Regions from separate parts of the Mus musculus genome. Here region 1 is linked to region 2. Evidence: chromatin contacts called from ENCODE Hi-C data. All regions are on one chromosome and are shown on one strand. The core of a region is the stretch at or near the end of the contact, and the rest is flanking DNA. Distances in the headings are between cores, read along the strand shown. Region 1 holds the start of Irx5 (Iroquois homeobox 5). Region 2 holds the start of Sall1 (spalt like transcription factor 1).

Region 1 (5,784 bases), core at 3,246-5,745, 3.3 Mb before region 2:
AAAACGGGGCCTATGGGGGAGGGGCCTCCGACTCCCTTTGGGGACTCCATTCACTGCCCCTAGTGACTATGATGCTCCCTCCACCTCCCACCCCCCTTCTGCCCACTCTCAGATCTCCGACTCTGAAAAATACAGGCTGGAAATTCAGGACAAGTGTGACACCTACCTGTGAAAGGGGGGAACCGTCGCGTTGCGGGTTTGCGGTCCCTGCTGGGAGGCCAGCCTCCATCCACAAGGCCGCAGGCCACCCTCACGGTCGCGGATGGCACAGTCACTGATTTAATCAAATCCAAAGAAGAGATAAATGCCCAATTTTGAAGGGGTAGAGGAGATGCTGACTTGGGGAAGCCTTCCCACTTGGCATCCCCTAACGCTCCTTGCCCGCATTAGCTAACAGCACCTTTGAAATAGTAATAAGGGCTAAATCCGGCATAAAATCGAACTCATTAGCAAAGTTCACCAGCTGATTGCTTTGCATAAAACACGACACTGATTGGAAGTAATTAGGTTAAGCGATGGCTCTCGGGTGGTGCGCGACTCTGCCTTGGTTTGTCATCTTTTTCTCCCTTCTGGAACACACTTGGGTCTCTTCTCCCTCCTCCAGGGTCCAATCTCCCCCTCTAGCACAGGACAAGGATGATCCAAATCCTGAGTCCCAGACTGGGCCGTTTGCTCCCCCAGGGTTTGTGGCTTAATTACCGTCCCCCTTCCCCGCCCCACAAACTGTCTGTGGCTGCATCTTTCACTCCACTTTGAAAAAAGTTACAGTTGCACCTTTTGACCAAGGCAATTGACAATTTATTGAGGCTTCTGAGAAGTAATGAGTGGCTCTAGTTATGTTAAAATCTCCTTTAATTAAATATTTTGCATTTTACAAAGACCACTGCAGTTTCTCTTACTTTTTTTTTTAAATCTAAGCGTATAACCTGCTTCCTTTCTGTAATAATATTTTAGCTCATACCCAGGAAAAAAATCAATAGGTGTAAAAAATTAAATTAAACTTGTATTTTTAAACTATGAAACAGTTTTGGGGGAACACAAATGTATATATTTATATTACAAAAACATTAAATGCCTGTACAGGTGTCTTGATTTCATAATTTACTTCAAAGATACTGAATTATCAATTTAAATACAAAAATGCTACATTAAATATACAGAATAAGATTTAATACAAATCCTTTTAAGTTTTTTTTTCTTTTCAGTTGGCTAAAACAATTTTTTCGAGTGTGGAGATGTATACATTTTTATGCCATCCATCTCCATAAACTATAAACTTCTGAATAAGAGGGGTAGTTTATTTCTTTTTTCTTTCTCTCTCTTGGTGATGGAAAAATAACTGCCAAGGCCATGGTTTTAATAAATTAGGAAAGTCCGGGGATACCGCACCAGAGTTAAATGTCGGACATACCTTTCTTCAACTCATAGGGGGAGTCTTTGCACAGGTCTAGCTGAGACTGGCTCCGCAACATTTTCGGGTCTTTAGCCAAAACGTCCGCACGATTCAACACCGTCTGGTTTAATCCATTGAAATGAGAGCCAGGACCCGCTGTAGGGCTTGGCCCTGGCCCTGGGTGGCCGTGAAGATGTCCGAAGGAGCCATAGTTCGTGTAGCCCGGATAGAAGGGCGCCGTGTAATAAAGAGGCCGGGACAGCACCGTCCCGCCCGGAAAGGGACACTGCGCGGAGGGTGAGCGTGCGGGCGCTGGGGCAGGAGACGCGCGGCTGCCTCCAAGCGTTTGCCCGCCCATGGGCCCTGGGCACGGTGGGCATGGAGAGCCCTCGCTCCCTCCGCCCCCGTCCTTGACCTTGTCCGAGGATGTGGCGATCTCGGCCAGAGACCACAGTTTGGGCTTGGCTAGCACGGCCGGAGGCGGTGGCGGAGGTGGCGGTGGCGAGTGGATGACCGAGGATCCGCCCGAGCCGGGGGGCAGCTCTCCGGCTGATGGGTGCGGGCCGGGAGCCGGCACACTCGCGGGGTAGTGAGGACCCGCGTCTTCCGCCAGACGAGCGGTTGCGGGCCCAGCCGGGGAGGACTCGCCCGCGCGCGGGGGCCTGGGCAGCTCATCGTGGCGGCCTTCGGAGGACGACTCCTTAAAATCCGAGTCGCTGAGGCTGCCTTCGGTCTCCTTGCCGGCGGGGCTGAGCGGCCCCTGCAGCCGTTCGCAGCCCGCAGTCGCCTTCTGCTCTGCTCCTCCTGTGGGCGAAACCCAGGCTGTCAGAGGCGTGGAGGCCACGCGGCCAGGCCCGGGTTCCTGCCAGCAGAGGCAGGGACCCGTGCGCGCCCCCTCCAGGCCCCCTTTGCCTTTCGAGTCCCGCTCAACATACCCTTTCCCGCATCCACCAACCTGATTCGGGGCCCTCGAGGTCGCCCTTGTCCTCGGGCTTCTGTGGCTCGTCCTCGTCGTTCTTCTCCAGATCGATGTTCTCCTCCTCCTCCTCGTCCTCGCTGCGGTTCCGTGGCGTCCACGTCATCTTGTTCTCTTTCTTGAGGCGCCGGCGCGCGTTGGCAAACCAGGTGGACACCTGGGTGAGGGTCATCTTGGTGATAATGGCCAGCATGATCTTCTCTCCCTTGGTGGGGTACGGGTTCTTGCGGTGCTCGTTGAGCCAGGCCTTGAGAGTGGCTGTAGCGTCCCGAGTGGCATTCTTCCGGTACGCGGGGTCCCCATAAGGATAGGAGCCCAGAGGTGCTGCATAAGGGTGATATCCCAAGGAACCTGCCATACCGGGAGTGTGGTCGTAGGGAGAGCCCTGTGAGGGACAGGCAGAGGTTAAGTGAGTGAGGGTGTGGGCTACATAGCCACCCAAAAGACTGAAACCCACTTTCCCTCTGTCCTTGGTTTTGAGTGCCAGCGCGGGCCCGCACTCCAGCTTCCCCTGAGGCAGAGCTGGCTGGTTTAAACGCAAGAGTGACCACCTTCCCCCTCCTCAGAAGGCAGCAGGGCCCCCCAATTCTGATTCTGGCCCTTCGGGACCCCTGAGGCTGTTCAGGGTTTAGCACACCACCTTGGAGGCCACCATCTGCTGGGGGACCTCGGTGCCCAGGTCTCAGATCTGGCCTCTGCGGAAGGGCCCACGGTTCTCTTAGAGGCCTGAGCAGCCTCAGCAACAACTCAGAGCTCTGCTCCAGAGCGGCCGCATGTTGGGCGCAAGGGGTACAACAAGGGAAGGAAAGGCTCTTTCTTTAATCTTCAAAGAAATGCGATAGACAAGCTGAGCCTTAGCTTGCACACCGACGGTCTAAAAATGCTATCCCTAACCGAAGCCGTTGCGCTTTTCCAGAAATCACACCCCGCCGTAAAAACCCGGATACACCGCATCTCGCTGGCCGTTTCAGAAATTTAATACTTCCAAATCGGATTGCGAAGATAGGATTACGGATTTGCAACATTTTGGGGATTAATTAAAGGCGAGGCCAAACACATTTACATAGATTTAGCACACTACTACTGTTTGGAATTCCGGTCGGCTTCTTTTGAACTACTTTTTCCAACATGGCAAAACCAAAAGAAAGAGGAGGAAGAAGAAGAAGAAATTTGCGGGTTGTCCCAGAGCTTTGAGCCAAATGCCGTTCTTTATAGTAAAGACCAATCAATCCCCCCCCCTCCCCGCGCCCCAAAGCCTTCCCTTCAGCTCGGCGATCCCAGCAAGACGCGGCTTTCGCCAGAGCCACTCCGGAGCCCGCGGCTCGAGTGAAGCTGAATTAGACAATTGCTCAAGTTTGCAAGGGCCGCGAAGCTTGGCGGGTGAGGTGGCGCCTAGGCCCGTGTCCACCGCAACCGGGCTCTGCAGGCCTGGCCCCGGCTGCCCGCTCGCTCGCCCGCCCGCCCGCCCGCCTCGGACCCAGCTCACACTCACCACGTAAGAGAAGGCAGCGGCGGCCGCAGCCGCGGGGTCGGCGCCGTACTGGAGGTGCGAGTTGTAGCCGGGCGAGGGAGCCGTGAAGGCAGTGGAGCCAGCGTAGGGCGAGAACGCGGAGCCCGAAGAAGAGCGGCCGAGCTCATCCGTGCGGGGCCCCGAAATGACGCTGGTGCTGTATGCGGGGCACGAGTAGAGCGCCAGCGAGGCGGACGGCTGGTACAAGTAGCCCTGCGGGTAGGACATGGCCACACACGGGCATGGGGCGCGCCGCGCCGCGGCGGCCAACGAGCCGGGCGGCGCCCTGCGAGGGCGAGCGAGAGGGCACCTGGCTTCTGGCTGCCCCGGGCCGCAGCTCTTCGAGCCCCGGCTCCCGGGCTCCGGCCCGCGGCGCCTCCTGGTTGGCTTCCCGCGCGCCTCTGGCTGCGACCGCCGCGCCCGCTCCTCTGCGCGCCCCGCTTGCCCGGGCTAGGCTTTCTCTCCCCCCACCCCCCTCCCTCGCTCTTTGCACCGGGGGGCTCTGCTTTTGGCTTTGCAAAGGTCCTGCCAAGATGCTAAGTTGGAAATTGAGGATTCTGACGCCTTGTGTGCGCGCGAAGCTCCTCCTTCCCGGGGTGTAGTCGGTGGGGGGACTGGCAGGAGCCTCTGGCCGGCGGCAGCCAACCCGGCCGCCAGGCGCGTCTCGCCCTCTCCCTGTTCCTCCCCGGCTCCTCTCCCGCTCACTGGCGCTCCCCTCGCCCCTCCCTAGCGCCCGCCTCTCCTCCGCCACCCCCCTCTCCTCCTCTGCCCGGCCTCCCCCTCCTCCCTCCCGACTCTTCCTCTCCTTCTCTCTTTCTCAGACTCTCGAGCGCCGGCCCCAGGATGACAATCACATCCCAAGCGCGCCGATCGCTTCCAACTTTGCTCTCCTTTTGCTAACTCTGGGCGGAGCGGCAATCTCGACGTACAACTGGCCTTAGTCTTGGCTCGGGCCGTTCGGGAACACAAAGGGAAAGATGCAGCGGGCTGCGCTCGGGAGAACGCTCTGCGCCCTCCTCGCCAGTGCGAATAGCGAAGTTGGCGGACGTCTTGTTCTCCCGAGAGCTGGGCTGGGAGGTGGTTTTTCTCCCTCCACGCTCCACAGTGGCTTCTCCCTCCTGCCGGAGGTCTCTAGGTTGAGCTGGAGACCTGGAATTCAGATCCCAGGGAGAGTCGATGGATGCCGGCGCTCAGGGCACAGCGAGGCCGAGATGACCGCCTTTCTGCGCCAGCAACTGCAGCAGGTGGGCAAGAGCCAGGCCTAAGTAGAAGGGGCCCCGCTAGCCCTTCCTTCCACCCATCCCTGGCAGACGACGAGAAGAGGCTAGAGAGGAGACTCTGGGGTCTCTGGCTGGGGGTGTGACTTTTCTCTGGAACGAGGAAGGCAGTGGGCAAGAAGTGCCCGACGGAGAAGCTGTTCTACCCGAGTCGGTCCCCCAGACGCCCCCGGCCCCTTGCCATCCCAAGTAGCGATGCCTGCTTCTCATGTCTAGCCACGAGCAGCTTGCCCCGTCAGGTCTGTGGAGCCGGAGGGTGTGGGGTCTCGCCCCTTTTGTTCCACTAAGTCGCCTTCCACCCTCGCTCGCCCCCGCCCCAGTTCCACTGCAAACACTGGGCAGTGAACAGTGTCCAACCCAACCGCTGTTTGTTCAGCGAGGCGCTGGCCCGGCAAACACACACCACAGAGTCCCAGGCAGAGTTCTCGGAACACCCCCTCCCCAAACCCCCCACGGCCACACAGTGAGAAGGCAAAACAGACCCTAGTCCCTGGTCTCCACCTCCCGCCGCCGCAAATTACAAACGCACTGAAGCTTTGGGACAGACAGGGGCGCTGGTAAACCAGGACCGCCGGCGGCAGAGTGCACACACCACACATCAAGCATTTTGTGGCCTTTCACAACCCAG
Region 2 (5,338 bases), core at 1,907-4,406:
AACTGAGGCTATACTGTGGAGGGAACATAGACATCCCCGCACCCCAAAGGCAGTTTGTACAATTGCTAAGTGCCTCCACAGGGTCCGTTTCGTCTTGGTCTGAGAGGTCGCGACCCCCACGCAGCTGTCACCTCATTTGGGGCTATCCCCATTCCCTATTGGGTATCTGTCCCTAAATACCAGCCCCCCACCCCCCACCCCAGGATCCTACAAGCCACAACCTCTTCGCCGTATTTCCCAGGAGCAGCCCCCATCCATGGTTTGGAGGACTCGACCCTATGGAGCGCCCTGGCCTGGAGGTGTGCAGGTTAGAAGGAACCCCAGCTGTGGCACCTCACTATCCTTCTCTTTCCCGACCCGTTCAAAAATAAAAAAATAAACCCCAATCTGTGTCCATTTTTTATTGATTTAATTATGTCTTTGCTCTGCGGCACGCGGTGCCTCGCCAGCTTGCTGACACTTCGGCGACCGCACCAGCGAACCGCGGAACTTGGGCGCGAGACAATGGCCTGTAATTGATGTATCGCCACCAACAATAAAGACCAATTCTCTCCCGGCCATTCCAACCGTCCCCTTCCTCCCATCCCCCTCCTCCACCTCCCCTCTTCTCTCTCCCGGCCAAAGGGAAAGAAAACAAACAAGAAATTAGCGGGGGATGCCGCTCACAGAGCCAGGCGCCCGCCTCTACGTCGTCGAGGACTCAAAAGAACGAAAAAAGTTATCAAAGTTTAGATACCCGCAATTAATTCGTCTCTGCTCGCCCATTTTTAATTAAACAGCGCGAAGCAGCAGATTTTGCGTTTTCGTTCGTTTGTGGTGTTTGGGGGGAGATTCCCCCCACCCTTAATCACACATAGAGCCAACAGTGAGCACGTGTGAAGCATCTCCCTGGAGCTTCCCGCGGAGCACACCCCGAGAAGGGCTTGTAGGACCGCCAGCTCCACTGGGTTTCTGGCCACTGGATTGCCCGGAGGCCAGGACTTTCAAGAAGCCAAGAATGTTAAAGACTGTTGAGGGCGGCTCTAAATACCGGCAGATTCAAGGAAGAAAGGTGCGCCTGGAAGCTTCGGTGCACCCTGAGGGGTGCACGTTGGTGTGTTTTCAAGCGCTCCGATTTGCGGGGTAGGGGAGAGTGCTAGATTTAAAAGTGTTCCGGTCTGATCACGTTCCCGGGGGTTTGGGGAAAGTAAGCGGCTAGCACCCCAGGAGCGCGCAAATCCATCTTTGCCGAGAGATCTCTTTAAATATTCAGTGAGAAATAATGGCATTTGAAACACCACCTATGGAAACATTATTATCTTCATTCTTCAACATCAGAGCCACTGATAGCTTCGTTTGTCTTTTTATCAAAATCTACAGTACCCAACAGAACCTGGAGAGAAGGGAAGAGCGAGATGCGGGAGAGAGCCGGAGACCAGGGAGACGCGCGAGGGGTGGGAGAGCAAGGACAAAATAAAAAAAAAAAGAGAGAGAGGAAGGATGGACGGGGAGAAGGAAAGAAGGCAGAAGTTAAACCAAGAAGTATAAAGTCAGCAGACATAAAAAGATACTTTCAACTAGCACACAAAAGATTAGGGGAAAAAGAACCGTGGAAAGGGGCTAAAAGCCATTTAAGAGAGTGCGACATGGGTCCTGAGTTCCAAGGCTCTGCTGTGAAGGCTAGTGCCCACTTCGCGCGAGCCGACTGTGTCACGATCCAGACTCAAAGGCGCTCCAGAATTGGGGCGTCCTTATGAGCCCTCTCCTCTCCTGATCGCGAGATAGGGCAAGGATTGTGTATCTGCACCCCTCCCCCGCCTCCACCCCCATTACTCAGCCGAAGTTTAGTTAGTTTAGTCCTTCGGGTGCAGGACTTCGGGAACCTCGGCGAGCGGAAACCCCGAGGCAGGAGGAGGTCTAAACTAAGCCGAGGACCAAGCCTCAGGTTCGCAGGCGCCCAAACCCGGAAGAGGGAGTACAGGGCCCGGATCCCTGGGTCCCGTGAGCGGGTAAGAGAGGCTGGCTCCCAGCTCTGGGAGAGAAACAGAGAGAGATGGAGAGAAAAGTTTGGGCGCCGCACGTAGCAAGTGTCGGAAAAGTGAAGGCGAGTCACGGCGTAGCTAGCAGGGCAACGAACAGGACCCCCCCTCCATGCTCACTCACTCCGGGTAGCCACCTCGTCTGCGACGAGGTGGCGGCCTCCACCCCTAGGACACGGAGCACTAGGGTCCAGGGTAGAGGCGGTGCCTAGGGTCTGGCTCCAGCAGCACCACCCAGGCCAGGGGAGCGCTGCTTAGCACAGAATTAGCTGCGCCCCTCCCCTCCCTCCCGCAGAAGCTGAACTCGGAGCTCAGGCAGGTCCTTGCTCTCCACCCGCCCGGAGCTTGGCGGCGCCACGGTGGCCGCCGCCTCCCCGCGGAGTGACGCGCCCTGCAGCCAACCGGGGCGGCCGGGGGGAGGTTCGGGAGGGGGTCCTGGGCGGAGCCGAGCCGCCCCCTTATCCCACGGGCTCGGGGCGCTTCTCCCGAAAACTTCAGCCCTAATTGTCCCGGGAATGTCCAAGGTAGAGAAAGGGAGCTAAGGAGCCAGCAAGAGGCTGGAGGGTCGCCGCTCCCAGGCAGGGAGAGGATGGGGTGGCGAGAAAACTGCCCCTCCCCCCAAGCCCCAAACCCATCACGTCCCCAAACCTTTCCTGGGTCCTCTTCTCCGCACCCCCGCGAGCCCGGGATCCTGAGAGTGGAGAACTCTGGGCGAAGGATCTCCGAGCCAGGCGGCGGGCAGGCGGGAGGGAGGCCCGGCAGCGAGCGGGAGGCGGACTGGCGTGGGGCTGGCTCTTCCCCACTCGCTTTTTTTTTTTTATGAGAGTGGGGGTGGGCTGCTTTCTGGTAGCTCTTAAAGAAAATGAAGGAACACTCACGAAATGGGGCGCCCTCTCCTACCCCGTCCCGCCACGGGACTCCCTCCCCCTCGCGGGCCAGTACGCAGCGCGGGAGTTAGGAAGTTCGCCGCTCGCCCGCAGCCTGGGTCCCCAGCCCCCGCCGCCAGCCCCACCCCCACGCGGCCCTGCTCCGCTAGGCTCCCGGGCGAGCATGCTAATTCGGGTCGGCCCAGCCCGGGATGGAGGGCGGGGGAGGGGGGAGGGGAACGAGCGGGGGGCGCCGGCCGGGGCGCTGGGCGCGCAGTGGCGAGGAGGCAGGCCCCCGGCGGCCGGGCCGCGGAGTCCCCGGCGGTCGCCAAGAGGGTTAACCAAGAGTCGGGCGGCGCGGCGCGCAGAGCCAGCCCCGCGGCCGGCTTATTGGGCCAGCGCGCGGAGAGACAGGGGTCTGCAGCAAATCACGAACTAATTGATTAAGGCGAGCGGGTTTGAATAGCGCTGGCCCGGTGCCAATCGCCTTTCAAAGAGCCCCTCTATGATTAATCGCAATGCATTATTGATAATCATAATTATAGCAGGACACATGCGCGCTGTGCCCGGGGCCGGGGAGCCGGGGAGGGGGCGGGCGGGCCGGCGGGCGGGGGGAGCCGCCGCCGCCGCCGCTCGATTTCCGTAATTTTGAGAAGATTTTTTTTTAGTAATTTTTTATTCTGCCCCAGCTGATGTTTGAGCCAGCATGTCGCGGAGGAAGCAAGCGAAGCCTCAACATTTCCAATCCGACCCCGAAGTGGCCTCGCTCCCCCGGCGAGATGGTGAGTGCTCCGGCCGGCGCCGCGGACACACAGACACGCACTCACACGCACACTCGGACCCACGCACACGCGGCGGGCCCCGCGCCCACCGCCGCTTTCGCCTTCTGCACTCGGCGCGTCTGATTTTATTTCATGCTTCCTCGATTTCAATTTGCCGGGCCAGGCTTCCCCTGTCCCGGGAGAGCCAGCCTATCCCGGCTGGAGCTTTCCGGAGTTCCGTGTCCTCGACTGGGCGGAGTAGGGTCGACTGGCCGGCTCGCTCCTCCGCCCAGAGGGTCGGAGAAGCCGCGGCCACGACCCTGCCGCCCCGAGGGGCGATCTCTCGGGCAGAGGCCATCTGGAGCTGCCCACGCGAGCTCTCTCCCGCTCCCCGCGCGCCACCCGGGTCCCCGGGCTGGGCCTCTGTCGCCTGGGCCTCACCGCCCAGCCCTGCGGCCAACGTTAAAGAAGTTTACTTCGTCCGGGTGGCTGAACGCCGAGCGCGTGGGGAGCTCTCCGTACCCACCCCCCCCCCAAACTCTCGTTCCCACTTGGCTAGCGGGCGAAACATGGTACCTTTGGGGGTTCCGAGCCGTGAGAACTGGGGGTTGGGGTGGAGGAGCGACATCCTGGGGTCGCGGCCGAGTGCTGCCGGTCGCTCTGGAGACTGACTTAGGGACAGGGAAGTGTCGCTTGGTCCGGCTTCCCAAGTTTGTTCTCCTGTCGTTTCTTTCCACACTTGCACCCATAACCCGTCAAAGTCGGGCTTGGATGTGTGCACCCCACGTATTATGGAGTCCCATCCTTCGGGACCCGTTCTGGTAAGGGTCATTAGACACTTTCTTGGGTCCCGGGTATTAGCCCGCCAGACCCCTGGAGCCAGCCGAGCAATGAAGGCAGGGTTCCGAAAGGACTGAATGAGTAGGGAAAAGTTTGTGTGCGGGAACTGTGGCCTAGAATGGGAGAGACCCGCGCAGGGAACTGGGGTCACTGAGGGAAGACCCCCTCCGACCCCAGCTTGACCTGAACTGTTCTAGGGCAGAGTTTCCGAGCTCCCAGGCCAGAGGCTACGCTCGGTTCCGGGGTCACCGGACTTTGTGCCTGACTCTCCGCTGCGTCGGTTGGAGAGTGACCAGACCCGAGGCTCGGCGGCCCCGGCTGCCCTTCGGGAATCCTCGATCCCGGGCGTGGAGGAAGGAGCTGCACCCCAGCAGAGCTCGGAAGCGTGACCTGAGATCCGCACCTCTGGCCACTACGCTCTGCGGGCGCTGGAGCCCCACATCGCAGGCTCCGTCCCCAGAGGCCTGGCTCTGAGCGGCTCTGGGTGCGGGTACGCGCAGGCAGAGCCAGAGCGACAAGGGATCGACAGCTTACTTCCTCCTCGCTGTTGGGAGAGGGCAATCCTGGCGTGAGACACCTGGACATTTTTTCAGGCGATCTGAGAGCCATTAAGGCAACTGTTTTGCCCAGCACCTTTGGAAGCTCGAAGCCTCACCAGTGTGATTCTCTGAGTCCTCTGGAAGGATCCCTTGAAACACACCCAGTTTCCCACCCCAAAAGAACCGGTTTGAGGGTAAAACCAGATGAAATTAGCCAAGGCCGCAGCAACCACTCGGACTATTTTTGTGGGGTTTCTCAGCTAGTTTCTTAGGCTTTCTGCCGCCCCCACAACAATCTTTCCTAAAGTGAGGCC

Evidence for each region. Hi-C counts contacts between places; a loop is a spot of excess contacts on that map.
Region 1: a map of heart shows a loop between it and region 2 (11-fold over the local background). The contact joins the promoter of Irx5 here to the promoter of Sall1 in region 2. A Hi-C loop is called at or near these places in 7 of 37 maps with a recorded cell type or tissue (heart and left cerebral cortex).

What each region holds. Positions count from the first base shown.
Region 1 is chr8:92,356,507-92,362,290 of GRCm38, reverse strand. It overlaps Irx5 (Iroquois homeobox 5), which reads right to left and starts at 4,495. Exons shown (of 3, transcript NM_018826.2): 1 at 3,862-4,495; 2 at 2,349-2,754; 3 at 835-2,197. The coding sequence starts at 4,107. The coding sequence ends at 1,395.
Region 2 is chr8:89,040,680-89,046,017 of GRCm38, reverse strand. It overlaps Sall1 (spalt like transcription factor 1), which reads left to right and starts at 3,156. Exons shown (of 3, transcript NM_001371070.1): 1 at 3,156-3,666. The coding sequence starts at 3,591. It overlaps Gm3134 (predicted gene 3134), which reads right to left and starts at 4,775. Exons shown (of 3, transcript NR_166639.1): 1 at 4,222-4,775.